Linked DNA regions of Mus musculus: region 2 is linked to region 1. The links are chromatin loops, found by intact Hi-C in ENCODE. Cell type or tissue: left cerebral cortex. All regions are shown on one strand. Each heading gives the region's core, and the rest is flanking DNA. Links, peaks and the distances in the headings are about the cores only.

Region 1 (7,469 bases), core at 2,470-7,469:
AGTTAAACTGCACAGGACCTAGGCTTTCTTGGTTGGTACTGCTTACCCTGTAATGGCTACATAGAGGAAGCATTCGGCTTGGAAGCACATAGCAAGTGCTTTAAAAAGCTCAAAACAGCAGACTCACATGATACATTAGTAAACCCGTGCTGCGTATTTCCCCTCATTATTCACCAGACACCTACTTCCTTGCTTATTTGCCAGACCAAAAGATGGTTCCCGGGATGGAGAGCGGCAGACATGATGTGACTGGGGGAGGGTGCATTGTCATAAAGTATTAGCATAGTATTATGATAGCTGTGGACATAGAAACTATTCCTATGGTTTTAAAGGCTCTTTATGAAATTTAGTTATCCTTAAAATGAAGTACTTTTAGGTAGTGAATAAAAAATGTATACTGACCCTCCAAATAGAAATGTCAAAAATGTCATTAAGAATTTTGTCAGAAAACAAGAATTCTCCATTCTAGAACACTTTACACTTTTTTATTTTTATTTTATTTTATTTTATTTTATTTAGGATTTTTCGAGACAGGGTTTCTCTGTGTAGTCCTGGCGGTCCTGGAACTCACTCTGTAGCCCAGGCTGGCCTTGAACTCAGAAATCTGCCTGCCTCTGCCTCTCAAGTGCTGGGATTAAAGGCATGTGTCACCACTGCCCAGCCTAGAGCACTTTTAATAAAAGACATAAGAATTGTCTTTTCAGCTTGACTACTCTCATTTCATTTATACCAAATTGGGCAAATCTCCAAGAACTGTTGAGAACAAATGATAGCCAAAATTAGGAATCTCCTCTATTTTCTGAGGGTACTCAACTATTTCTATAGACTGTCACCTCTTAAAGTCCAAAGAAAAATGAATATATACAACTGTTATAGGTTTCCTATAATCAAATGTCTTGTCACCATTGCAAGCTTGTCATCTAAATTCCAACCAACCTTTCCCCCACTTCCAGGATCTTCTCTCTCCCATATCCCATATCTGAATGGGGACATGAGTAATCTCAGTTATTAAGCAAGAAACCCAACAATCATTCTTGCTTCAGGTTCTATTGATTCTTCTTCCTGATGGGCCTTGCTTTATGGGCACCTGAACAAAATCTAAACTTCTAGTTGCATCATCAAAGATTTGAGGCACCTGTGACTCAGCTCCAAAAAAGACGCTCATTATCTTCTAGGCATTTCCACATGTTACATGAATGCTTTGAACTAAGTTAATTATAAAATGAACTTGCTTTCGAACAGTAAAATAATCTGGGGAGCTATTAGTGTGAGTTTAAATATTCTACTAAAATGCTATCTGAAAGTTTGGTGACAGTATTTGAACTCTGGTTTGGTCTCAACTGTAGTATTTGTTGAACCCTTTGATAAAGAGACTAGTGAGTTCATAAATATTCAAGTAGATGTCACGGGCTTTCTCTTCTACTTTGTTTGGCAAAGTAGCAATTGTTGTAGAGATGGTGAGATCCAGGAGTACTGCTTAATTTTACTTCTAGATAGATGAAATAAATTCTAAGTAGTGTTTCTCTAATCTTAAAACTATTTTTTAACCATCTTTAACCAACTAAAATTTGTTTAAAACAATTTCAAACTGTTGGTATTTTGATTTTTTTTCACATGTTAACAGATTTTATACATGTGCACAATATACACAGTAACCAAGAGGAGGCATTAATTTTTTTTAATGTTAATCTTAGCCTGAAAATATCTGAAGAATAAGACTTTCTAAGATGTTATTGATCTTTGTTCTGGCTTTTGAGTTGGCTGCTTTTGTTGGTTAACCAAGAATTAAATGATGATCATGTTAAATATGCACACGGCACTAGGTGTTCACTTAGTTCCTCAAGGAAGTCCAATGGATTAAATATCTGCTGCAAGTTGGGGGTGGGGGTAGATTCTAATAAGTGCATTTATCTCTGATTAAAGTATCTTAATCTAACTTATATTTAATGGCATGGACATAAGATAAACTATGACAAATGTTTTAAATCTTTGAATTTTCAGAAGGAGTCAATAAATAGTATTAAATATATGAATGAATGGGAAACATCTACAGTTAGTAAGACATCATAATTAACATGCAATACCTTTATCTGAAGTCAAATTTATTCTTCCCACCCTGGTAATTTACAGCTAAAAGCAAAACAAAACAAAACAAAACAATCCAACCCACTACGGCTTTTGGTAAAACCTGGAAAGTCCTGGAGAGTGTTTTTACGTTTGGACCCCCCAGCCCCAGCCCCCCCCCCCCCCACCTCTTTTCCTAAGTATCAGGGGAAGTTGGTGTTGGAGTTTACATACATGCTCATGAGGACCGGGTAAGTCAGTGGCCCAAGCTTTCAAGCTTTCAGTTTTGGAAACACAACCTTTTAGTTTTGAGAACATATGAATATCACAGGCACTAGTTTTAAAATATTAAGCATACTCCAAGAATAGAGGCTACTATTGTTTAGTTAAGAAATTAATATTGGTGTTTCTGTTTTTAAGTTATGGGTCTTGCTGGAATTCCACTACAGAAGTACCACAAACACGAAATGAGTGAAGCACGGTCATGCTTTTTGGGATCACTCTACAGTATCTGAAAGTTGTACACTAGGGTCTTACTTTTTTACTCGGGGGTGGGGGTCAGGCATTTTGGGAGGGTTTTCCTCTGGATTATTTTGAGGAAAACAATGCTTGTGAACAGAATATTTGTGAGCAGAGTATCAATCCCTGCTCACTTGGGCCGGCTATTTTAGAAATAGTTTCCACTTCAAGAGTCCAAAAGCAGAACTCAAAGGAATTTGAAACCTTGTTTCAACCATGTACCAGTAAATCTTTTGTTTACTGGTTTTGTTCTGTAGCTTTCAGGTCTAGAAATGCGGGCAGTTTTGAAAGATGACCTCGAGCTCTTCCCTAAATTGACTTGAGCAGAATTCGTACTCCTTTCTTTCTCAATTTCAGCACATTTCTAGTAATAGGAAGAAATAAAACCTAATCCATACCCTACATGATTAAACACTTCATGTTCAAAGAAAAAAAGCTCAATAATGCCTATAGTAATGCTTATAATGTGAATAGTAAAAATGCCAATTACAGACTGACTGCACCCAGATGCTATGAGCAACCTCCTTTAAAAGGAAGCAACTAACACAGAAAAGCCATTCCCCACTTTTGGTAACTCCCTTAGAAAAATCAGGAGGAACTTCTAGTAGAAACAGAGTGGAAAGGCAGTTTTCTGTCTGAACGCTTAGGGAGGGAGAGACAGTTAAAAATATTCACCAAAGACACAAGTAACCTAGCAACTAACTTCGGACAAATACAGTCTATCTACACTCCTCTGTATTAATTTAAAAGAAAATGTAGGCCAATAAGGAAACATCGCTTCGAATGCCTCAAATTCAAAGCAATAGTCCAGTACTCTAAACAGCTGTATAAATTCTTGAGTCCGATACTGTCTCATTCTTAAACCCTACAGTACATGGCACTTGGCTGTGTCTCAACTAATTCTGGTCAAACTGGACACTGGTAAATCTTCCCCAGTTGTTGTTGGCGGCGTATTGAGTCAAGGGCTGGTTAAGTTTAAAAAAAAAAAAAAAAAAAAATCTGTCTAGCTCATCTGCTAAGGGAGGGCAGTACTGAATCAACTTTTGTAATCCCCAACGTGCTTGGGCCGTGATTTGTAAGTGATCAAGTCCCTGGCTAGCCTGCACTGCTTCCGCTTGTGCAGTCATCTTCTTCCCCTCGCACTAAAACAATACCTTGGCCACCAGCCAAACTTTGAGCAGCAAGCGACTCTGCTGTTTATGGCCTGGAATGGGTGCTGAAATACCCAACCAAGGACGCTCTAGGCCCTCTGGGAGGCCTAAAGGAAGAGAGGTGGCCCTGGCTTTAAAACACTCCTATCCTCCGCCCCCTCCCTTTTGTCTCAGACACCAAAACAAACGAGCTGATACACGTGTCCCTATGACTCTTGTTTACTATCAAGACTGCGTTGTGCGCGTACCTCTGGGATATGTAGTTCAGTCAGCTCCTCCCCCCCGGTAATTTCCTCAGCTAAGGAGCAAGGCTGAGACTACTAACCCACAATCCACTTCGATAGCAAAGTTTGGCTCCCGTCCCCCGTGTCTCGGCAGCAATCCAATCCAAAGCGCTTTCTGTAGTGATTGACAAGCCACCTTCTCCAGTAAACACAAGAGAAAAGTCAATACATGCCCGCCCACCGAGACGGACTACGGCACTTTCCAATGGAAAGGCGGAACCTTAGAGTGGCAGTTCTTCAGACCAATTAAAGACGAGAAAGGTGGACGAAGGCTCAGCCCCCCGGGGGCTTCAGGGGAGGGGGAAGACGAAGCTTGAAAGACTTGGTAATGGCGACGGGTTTGGTAAGTAGGAAAGTTTCGGCTGAGGAGTAAACGCGGCGGTGGGAGTCGCGGCGCGCCACAGAGAGGTGGGCAGCCGTCGGGAAACGCGCAGGCAAGCAGCTGGCGACGCTGTCGCGACAGACGGCCTGCGTCCTGACTCTGTGTGGTCGCGGGGTTTCTGAGGGGTGGGGGGTGGGCAAGGGAGGGGCTGGAGCTTCGGGGCCGGGCAGCGGCCGCGAGAGCGGAGACCCTTGGGACTCTGGGCACTGGATCCCCTGCGCGGAACCCGCCGTCCGGGCCTCCCGGGAGCTCTCCGAGCCTGGACGGCCGCGGCTCCCAGGACTCGGGGTGGTGGGGGTGGCGGAGCTCGGGGCTCGGTGGCGCTCGCGGTGGGGGCCGGCGGGGAAGGGGCCGGGGCAGGGGAGGGGCCTGGCGCTCCGGAGGGCTCCGGAAAGTTTGCCTCGCCACTCCCCGCTGCGGGGGCCGAGGGCGGACGCCGGCCGCGAGCTCCAGCGGGCCGGGGGCTCCGGGGAGGCGAAGCTGCCTCCGGGGCCCGGGCCGGGCGGGGGAGCTCGCGGAGCCGTCGGGCCCGGGGCTCATTGTTACGCAGTTCGAATGAATGGGCTCCGAGGCGCCTGCGCGGTGCGCGGTGGGGCTGCGCTAAGGGGGAAAAACAAGCCTGGCGTCCAGGCTGCGGTCACATGATGGGGGGGAGGGGAGGAAGCGATGAATGGCGAAAGAGGTGGGGGTGGACTTGGCCGGCTCCGGGAGGCGCTGCTCGGCCTGACCCGGCGACTAGGCCCGCGGGCGAGGCCCGGCTCCTCCCTCTGCAGGCCGATTTAAACAAAACAAAAAGGAGTTGGGGCGCAGCCGGCTTCCCGAGCCTCGCTTTCGCGTGCTCCCGGCGCTGAGCGCTCCGGAGTTCACTCCCTGGGACTTCTCAGCCGGCGAAGGCACTGACAGCTGGGCGGGACACGGTTCCTGGCACTTTGTACCTGCTGGGGGGGACTCAGTTGGGCTTAAGGGAGCTTTATTCTCTAGGGAGAGGGGCGGGGGTTTAGGATGGGTTACAGTCGAAGAATGATTTTAGCAATTATAAATACTTAAGTAGTTACAGCGGTGATTTGGAGCCGTAATTTTGTGTTTTGGTTCCGGTGTTTCACCTCTCCCTTTAACCCCAGCTTTGTCGAACCAAGAGTATTGGGGGAAGTGGAGTTACATTGAAAAAAGAAAACTTAAGACAAGTTTTCGAGATACCTTAGGCTTTTGAACATTACTTCAACTCGACTAGTAAATTTCAGAACCTTTTTAAATTTTTTTCTATTATAGCTCCCAGTTTAGTTTTATAAACCTATTTATCTTTTCTTCCTGGGAAAGCCCTTCCTTTGTTAACTTCCCTGACTTAAATACAAGGATGCCCTCTCAGTGTTTTTTTTTTTTTTTGTCATACATTTCTCAAGTGAACTTGAAAGGCAGTTTGTTCCGCTCTTAATATACCGTCAGATTATCACTATTGTATTTTATCTTTAGACTCTGGGCCTGAAGGTTCTTTGTGTGCACCACAATCTGGTCTGTGTATCGGCTGGAAATAAAGATGTCAGTACTCTCTTACAAGTTCTCCTGTTATTCCCCAACTGCTAATAAAACAACGGCAGATGGTTTCTGTGTTTTAAATTTCACATGTGTACAAGAAGGGGAAAACAAATCTCATAATTCAGAAAATTTGAATCATTTCAATTGTTACTACCCAAAGTCAGTAATAATTCCGTGTACTTTCATATTTTGTTCTGCATTTACTTTACTCCTGGTCATACTTTATATTACATTTTCATTATGGAAGTTAGAATTTTTTAAACCCATACCTGGTCTGTAACCCCAGCACTTGGGAGGTATAAGCAGAAAAATGGGTCATGACCTTGGACACATACTGAGTTCCAGACCAGCCAGGGCTACTTGAAAAAAAGAGTGAAATTTAAAATTTAACCTTATTAGAGCATTTTTTTTTTTTTACTTTTTTTGGTTACTTCAGTGTGTGTGTGTGTGTGTGTGTGTGTGTGTGTGTGTGAGAGAGAGAGAGAGAGAGAGAGAGAGAGAAGACAGATGGCATAGTCTTCATTGAACTACCTGTCCTGAAGAGTCTGATGTCTAATCCAGGCTGGCCTTGAATTCCTGTCAGTCTTCCATCCTTAGCAATCCTTGAAAATAAAAAGCTATTAACGCTGCTATAGAAATGCTGCCTTGCTTGTTTGGTGATCTGTAACTCACTGTATAGACAGGCTGGACTAGAACTCACAGTGATCTTCCTGCCTCTGCCTCCTGAGTGCTAAGCCCACCAGGTCTGAACAAAAAAAAGAAGAGGCTGTTTTACAGGTTGTCGTAATATGAAAATGTCCAGGATTGTAATTAAGTTTAGGAGAGTATTTTCTGTCATATAAACATTTCATTTAAACATTGATTTATTTTTTTATTTTATGCGTGTGAAGGTTTTGTCGTCTTGTCTGTCTCTGTAGTACATGGCCTGCAGTACCCAAGGAGGCCAGAAGAGGTAGTGGGAGCTACCATCTGAAACTGAAGTTTACAGACCATAGTTAGCTGATGTGGGTGGGTGCTGGGAATTGAACCCACGGCCCCTGAAAAAGGAATCAACTAGCCCTTAAATCTTCAAAATGACTTGCCTTAAATATTACTTGAATTGGTTCATGGACGGTTACAGTCTGTATTAGTGTTTCATGTTGACTGAACATGAAAATAATTTTCTTAGATGTGATTTGTAATGTTCAGCAAAGGAGGATGTGAAATGTATTTTTTATACCTGTAACAATTTTGAGGAGTAAATAGGTTTCAGTTTATTGACAAATAAGGAAATAGGTATCAGTGGTTAGACTGTTCAAAGCACAAAGGCGGTATTAAGCAGTAAGTGTAAGCTATAGCAGTGTAGTTTACCAAACCCACAGTGTGGCTTCTTGTTTTCATTTCTTAGCTCAGTGGCAAGCTAGAGTAGTAGAAACACTTGTCAGAGAAGAGACATTTAGAATATTATTAAAGAACTGCAGTAAAGTCTGCTAACTGCTTTTGATATAGAACATTGAATTTGATACTTAGTTATTTAATATTTTTATAAAATAATAG
Region 2 (7,469 bases), core at 1,222-6,221, 1.1 Mb before region 1:
TGGGGCTCACAGTTCCAAAGGGTTTGAGTCCATGTGGGAAGCATGGCAATGGGCAGGCAGGTGTGGCACTGGGGCAGTAGTAGCTGAGGGTTACATCTTGAGATGCAACCACTGGGGAGAGAGGGAGAGGGATGGGAGATTTAGCGGGGAAGGGAATGGCATGGGCTTTTAAAACCTGAAAGCCCACCCCCAATGACACATCTCATTCAACAAGCCCACACCTCCTAATCCTTCCCAAACAATTCTACAAAGGAGGACCAAGCAATCAAACATAAGAGCTTATGGGGGCCATTCTCACTCAAACGAGCACTCACATCTTACTCTCTTCTGCTTTCTCTTACTGAGCTTGATAGACTCATTGGGAAGAAATAAAACTTGATAACTTCCCTTATCTCTTCTCTGATACCCCCATGACAAACCTTGTTATGATCTAAGACACATACTTTTGGTAAATATGTATCATGGGGAGGGGTAGCCATCAGTGCAGCTAAAGGAAGATCTTTGATTTGCACTCAATATCTTAGTGCTTCTACTTTCAGGTTAGTCTACTAATGGAACGAAGAATTAACCCTGGGACTCCAAGGTCTTACCATCTAAAAGAAGCACCCTAGGGTACCTGGGTAATGCCACTCATAGATGGCCTTTAAACTATGCCACATTGATAAATAAATAAACCCTCGTGACATAAAATGTGGGGCTTTTTAGATGGTCTAGTAGTTGAAACACATGAGATTCTCACTTCTTCTCTTCAGCATCCAAGAGCTATGGGGAAGTGGATAGATGGTACCTATAAGGGAAACCCACGTTGAAAAGACTGCTGCTCCCTAAATAGTTTCTTGCTAGCATGCTGAAGACCTTGTTTTTGCCACTTTGTGTGTGTGTATGGGGGGTATCATATAGTGAAAAGCTGCCCATGGACTGGGGACAGGCACCTTAGACAGAGTTCAGATCTATCTGAGGGATGGCACACAATACCGATCATGGAGGGTGGGGCTTAGGGAAGACCTGGCTTTGGTTTTGTTGGTTTTGTGAGGGGCAAGGTAGGTAGCTGCAGGGCAGTATGTGGCAGGGTTGCCAAGGCTCAAGGTAAGTGCTCCTGAGGGCCTACTTCTGATTCTGCCTGACAGCGATGCCCCAAGAGATGTGAATCTTAGTCTAAGTCACTTTGCATTTCAACTCTTGCTTTTACATAGCTTAGGTAGTATTTTTCTCAGGACTCTTTCTTAACCCATAAGTCTGGATTACTTGCCGGCCACCTGTGTTCCATGGCATTCAACACTCCTCCTAGCATAGCCATGTGTCTTCATTGTAACCTCTGTTGGTCAGTGGCAAGTTATGTAGACAGATGTACCTGCTTGGTTCACCATGGTGTCCCTAACATATGGCCCAGTGGATGTCGAATAAATCAATATTCTCAAAGCTTGCTTTGGGCAAGAAAAGCCAGGCATGGTGGTAAAAGCAGGAAAGGCAGACTTGGCTACATTTCAAGTTCAAGACTAGTCTGGGCTTAGCCTTGGTTTTTTTTTTTTTTTTTTTTTTTTTTTTTTTTTTTTTGTTGTTGTTGTTGTTGTTGTTGTCGTTTTTTTAAATAAATAAAATAAAACAAGTCTTTCCTGAGGAACTTAGCCTGTGAGGATGGGTAGCCTTGGCTGGGGAGAACCTTGGAATTGTGTTTGAAGCAGTCTCTTTGCCTTAGGAATCTATCCAGATGAACTCTGTCTTTGATGGAGAAGCCGTAGATCCAGGTAACCAAAAGACAATTCCACCTAAGGGGATTGCTTCGTGTGTTCTGGGCTAGAAGAGTCCGGAAGTGTGTCCAGTGTCCTTTTAAGTACTGGTCAGCACCTTGGCCACTCATCCAACGTGAGGCTGACCGTTTGGGGCTGTAACACAGCTGAGTTGGGTGCCCAGTGGAGCTGGGACAGACTTGTGGGCGTGGCTTGCCTGTCTGCCCGCCCTATACTTCAGCTCTTCCTTCCCACCTGTAGGCTTGCTCTCTAGGGTGTCATTTCCTCTCCCACTGCCTATTTACAAACTAGTATAAGAAACTAGTAAATTCGAGAAGTCATATTCTTTTCCCTGCTCACGGATTGATCCTCTCTCACCTACCCGATCCTTCCTGCACGCGTCTGGTGCTGTCTTATTAGTAGCAGAAGTGGCAAGTTTGGCTCCCCCACCCCCAGACCGGGGCCAAGAATTTGGTTGACATGATGAACATAAGGTAAAGCTGGCCTCCAGAGCTCTCATTGCCCCCACCCTCCCGAAATCAGCTCCAAATTTAGCTCCTTTACACACATCCCTCGGCTTACAAAGGCTCAATTATAGACGTGAATAAAGGGAAGGAAACCAAATTCAGGAGGCAAGTGTGTTGGCTCCCTGCCACCCTCATATGCAAACGGCGGCGGCGGCTTCAGTCCTCGGAAGGAGGATGGCTCCTCTCCAGTGAGAAGCTGCTGCTGTTGGAATTAAATTTCCCTCTATTATTAGGTACTTGTTACCATAATGTGCCCACATTAGCATAAGTGCTGGTGGGATCCTGAGCCGAGAGAGGCCACTTGTGCTGCTTTGCAGTGGCAGGAGCCCGGCTTGCCTCAAACCCAGGCTTACAAAGAGAAGCCAGGGAGAAGACTTTTGCAGTTCTTATGTGCCCGAGAGAAGAAAGAGGGAAGAAAGGAGCCAACTGGCCTAATGTGAACAAATGCATCAATTAGTGTCTGCTGGCTCCCACACAATTAAAATGGCAGCCCCTCCTCATCCCCCGAACAGTTTGTCTGTGTCTACACTCTCTGCCAGCCCGGTGGATTCAATGACCTCTGCACTTATTTAATGAATTCCTTTTCTTACGGTGGATACAAGAATCGTTTTAAAACAAAAATAAATCAGATCCTAATGGGTAACCCCACTAGAAATTGAACCTAATTTATTGGATGGTCACAAGGAATGAGGAAATTTCCATGGCCCTCTCATCTTGCTGAGCCTGCAAACCTTCCTATCCAGAGACGCCCCAAGTGTCTGGGCTGCACAGCTTGGCGGAGAGGCGGGCATGGAAAGGCTGTCTGGGCTCCTCACAAACTGCTTTTCACCTCGGGGTGGGGGGTGGGGTTACATCTCCCAGCCTTCCTCACCCCTCCCCAGTCATCAGCACAGAACAGAGGAGACGTGGGTGCAAACAGAATTGTTTAATTTTTTGTTTCCCATGATTGCTTTATTATCTGCCCTCTAGTGACCGGGGAAATATATGAATTCAACTCAAAAACTGGTGCCAGGAGGTGGAAAGGCCCATTAACCCAGCTGCCGAATTGGCCCGAGCCCAGTACCCAGCACAGAGGCACAGCTGGAGAAGCACCAGTCCCTAAACACACAGGGAGATAACAGGTGTGTGTTTGCCAGCCCCCTCACCAAGGGCCGGGGCAAGCCTGTGTGGGCGGTGGAGGCGGGGAGTAGCTCCTTAAACTCCACAGGGACAGTATCAGTGTTTGGTGCAGGCGCACGGACGTGGGCAAAAAGGATGCAGGCAACCAGAGTCCCAAGTAGGGACCTGCAAGAACATTTAAAAATAGTTCTGAAGTGGGGTTTGATAACATAGAGGTCCTTTTCTGAAATGGCACAGGGATTGTTTCTCTCTAGGCTCACAGCTACCTGGGTTCATCATCAGAGAGTGTCTACATTTGAATGCCAAGTTACCCCCTTTCTTCGTTCTTCACAGTGGCAGCCAGGAAGCACTTTCAGCTCAGCACCCCCACCTCATTTCCTCTAACACGTCTGTCCTGTGTTCACTCATAAATAGAGCTCAAGGGCTAGAGAGAGATGGCTCAGTGGTTAAGAGCACTGACTGCTCTTCCAGATGTCTTGAGTTCAATTCTCAGCAACCACATGGTGGCTCCAATGCTCTCTTCTGGCGTGTCTGAAGAGAGCAACAGTGTACTCCAATACATAAAACAAACAAATAAACTTGTAAAATAAATAAATAAATACAGCTCAACATTGCACACCTTTGCAAAAGACATAGATGGTACAACGTGAGCCATTTATTTGGGAAGAAGAAATATGATGTTCTTGTTTTATTTTACTTTGTTTTATTTGGCGCTATCTTGCATTTGGCAAAGCATGCCGATCTGAGTTGTTCACCCTGTTCGTATGCAGGCATCTCCCAGAGGCAACCACTATTCTCTTCATCGTTATAGATTAGTTTTGCCTTGTAAAAACTCATAAAAGTGGGAGACCATCATTCTGGGCTCACAGCGGTGATCCAGTTCTTCTCTACCTGATGCCCTTCTACGACTTTGCCCCAGTGGGAGGAGGCAGAGCCATGGCAGGACACGGTCGCAGAGCTCTAAGATGGTGGCTCCAGCATCAAAGACTGAGCGGTCCCGTTGCCCTGCTTCCTTGATGACTCTTGGGATTGTCAGACCTTTTCATTTTAGCTTTTCAAATGAAGATGACTCGTGGAATGAAATACATTTGTTTTCAAAGCTGAAATAATATCAGTCTGAAATAATACAACGCCTGCCTGCTTCTTCCTACTTCCTGCTATCAGGTCTAAGTGTATATACACAGGGACGCTCTGCCCAGTGGTAGACCTCAAACTCCATGTTAGCCTGAGCATGGAGCTAAAAGTTGTCAGAATGGGAAGCTGCACAGGTCTCAGTTGCTCTCGGTGTCCTGTTGCCCGGCTGCAGAGGCCTTAGTGTAATAATTACGAGCAAGTGTCAGTGAGGAGCCATCCATCCATGCAGCCACCCATTTCCCTGCTGTGGGGGCCCAGAGAGCACGGAAGCAGGTTTTCTCTGTGTGCTTGAGCCGGCACAGCCTCTTAGGAAAAGCAGACGTTTGTAAAAACTGACCCAGCCGGAGACATGATTTATTAATAACACTGGGCTGCCAGGGAACTCCCTTGAATGGGTATAAATCTTGCAAAAGAAGGTTGAGCCGTTCCCTTGTGGGGTTAAAGTGGGTGAAGTGGCTGATTACCCATTTCAGAGGGGTTTTTTTTTTAAGTCTATGGAGCCCTGACTCAAACACCTTCTTCAGAAATTCTCAGCATCCATGCAAGTAAAATGAACTTGTATGACAGCATGCAGGCCACTGGGGCTTCACAGCAGCTTACCAGACCATTAAGGATACAAAAAGTGGATGTAGGGAGCTCTCTGTTCTCTGTGATGGCAGGAGACCAGGCTTTGAGAGAGCCCAGGTTTGTGTGAAGAGGAAAGCTGATTGTCCTCAGCTGAGACTAGAGGAGTCCAAGGAATGGGGCAAGGCTAGCAGGAGGCTTCAGAGGAGAGAGAGAGAGATCAAAGCTCTCCCCACTTCCTTCTGCATATTTGGCCTTGAATTTGAGGTCCATGGATGACTAGCTGCTTGCCCTGGGTCTGCCATGATAAACTGTAGGCTGTGGATAAACTGTCCCATTTCATTTTTTAAAAAATTATTTCCTTGAGTCTCTATCTGAAAGGTAAATTGACCTAAGCATGGAATCTCCTCTGTTGAGGAATAGGTAACTCAGAATTGTGCATGAGTGTACATGTGTATGAGTGTGTGTGTGTGTGTGTGTGTGTGTGTGTGTGTGTGTACTTACTGAGGAGCCTTTGTCAAAAAGTACTGGAGATGCCCAAGTGGAGGACCAGCCTCAGGTACTGTAGCCACAGTCTCATGTGGCTCTTCTGTACAACACTGAGAAAGTCAAGTGGGGAGGGAAGTGAGACCCGGATCACCCAGACTTTCCTATGTGTCACCTGGATCAGGACAAGCTGTGACACTTGCTCTATGGTAATGACCCAACTCGGAAGATGACCAGCTCACAGAGGAGACCAGGGATCTTGGTGCAGTGGTGAGCACCTGTGTCCTAATCTTCCCTATTCCTCTCTGATCCTAGTCCTCCCTCCCCTCAAACAGCCCCCTCTGCTCCCCTTTCTTACCACATGGGTAGGTCTTGAGAACTGCATGAGGGCTAGAGGAAAGTAGACATGGACTAGAGTGGTATCTGAAAGTAGGACCTTGAACCTGAAGGGCATAAAAGGATGGAAGAAATCAAAGTTGAGGATTCATTTTGAGCATATATCGAAGCAGCAGAACGACCATTCGATACATTTTCAGGCTGTACCTGTGTTATGCAACCTGGAGTGGTCACCACAGTATGTGGCAAGCACTTGGCAAACATTTGAAGGATGGGCTGAATCAGGTAGAGTTGTGTCTTCTACTCATCCGTGGTAGCCACAGCTTTTCTATCTAGATCTCGACAAACAGACCCAGAATCAGCTAACTGCTACCAAGTGTCTACAAAATACGAGGACACCATTCTGAGCTGTGAGGACATAGCTCAGACACAGCAGTGAACCAAACTGTGTCTTTGATATTAGTTTATATTCTAGTGATGGGGGAGAGCCATGTAAGCAAATGATGGCTGGGCTATATATATATGAAAATAGATCTGGCCCACAACCTTCCCAGTGAAGTACCTTGCTTACCCACAATTCTCAGCCCAGGAAGCTGCCTGCTGAGTATTCCTGGGCACAAGATCATTGTTGAAACAATGTGACAATGGGCCACAAATGGGCGGGCCTTGGTTCTAACTTAGGACCAATCAGAGAAAAGCAAAGACACACCAATCCCACCCACAGCTTCTCCAGAAGCAGCCTCTAACCAGAGCATACCTGAAGAACCTGCCCCACCCCCATTACAGCTTGGATGTCTCCTTGGACAACAGGCCTTGCTTTTCCCTTGAGACTTAATCTTTAATTCTACTGAGAGAAGAAAGCATTTGATATAAATATGATGTAAAACACACAGTCTATAGATGATATAGTAATGGTAGCAAATACCCTTGAGAAAAAAAGCAGATGTTCTAGTGGACCAGGAGGACAATCTAAAGAGAAGCTCAGGGAAGGTCCACACAGGGAAGGGATGATCTGTCAGTGGAAGATGGGGAGGACCACTCAGATATCTGAGAAGAATCTTCCAGACAGAGAGCTACAGACCCGGGCAAAGTGCAGGGTGCACACAGAGATGGGCATGTCTGTCTGTGTGGGGTGTTGGGGACGTGATGTCATAGGTTTGTGACGAGGAGTCTGTACATCCTGCAGGTTGTGGATTGTTATCATGGCTTTACCTTTTTCTCCAAATGCAATGGGGAGCCATTGCAGCCTTGGAGGGGCTGGGAACACCACCGATTGCTGATGTGAGACCAGATGTAAGGAGAACGAGGGCCCATGGAGAAGGAGAAGACCAACAGGCAGTGACTGGATTAATCAGACAGGAGACAGAGTGGTTTGGGTAAGGCAGCAGAGATGGAGACAGTGGAAATCTTGCAGCTCTGTTTTTGAAGTAGGGTAGGAAGTAAATGCTGGGTTCTCTCAGGCCCTGTTCCTACATCAGGTGAAAGGTCCTTTGTGGAATCTCCCCAAGTTACTTTAGATTACACAACTACTTCCCCTGAGGGCAATGCCTGGTATCTAGCCCATTATAGCCATTGC

What was found. Peaks named below come from ENCODE experiments on the same cell type or tissue, not always from the same donor. Only the 100,000 strongest peaks of a DNase experiment are listed, where the experiment ranks them.
Region 2: it touches region 1 in a loop (9-fold over the local background); 1 of 42 quality-filtered maps calls a loop at or near these places.

Annotation. Positions count from the first base shown.
Region 1 is chr12:31,947,088-31,954,556 of GRCm38, reverse strand. It overlaps Hbp1 (high mobility group box transcription factor 1), which reads left to right and starts at 4,312. Exons shown (of 11, transcript NM_153198.3): 1 at 4,312-4,361. The coding sequence starts at 4,347. In left cerebral cortex, for the core only: CTCF peaks have their summits at 3,645, 5,157 (motif pointing left) and 6,877; DNase peaks (open chromatin) are centred at 4,121, 5,061 and 6,898; H3K4me3 peaks cover 2,499 bases; H3K27ac peaks cover 2,547 bases.
Region 2 is chr12:33,030,823-33,038,291 of GRCm38, reverse strand. It overlaps Cdhr3 (cadherin-related family member 3), which reads left to right. Exons shown (of 20, transcript NM_001024478.1): 18 at 1,697-1,745; 19 at 3,224-3,375; 20 at 4,144-4,496. The coding sequence ends at 3,372. All of the region lies in intron 2 of Gm40874 (a long non-coding RNA gene), which reads right to left. Among named protein-coding and RNA genes, the nearest start is that of Gm40874, 39 kb to the right of the region's middle. In left cerebral cortex, for the core only: a CTCF peak has its summit at 3,210 (motif pointing left); DNase peaks (open chromatin) are centred at 2,430 and 2,985.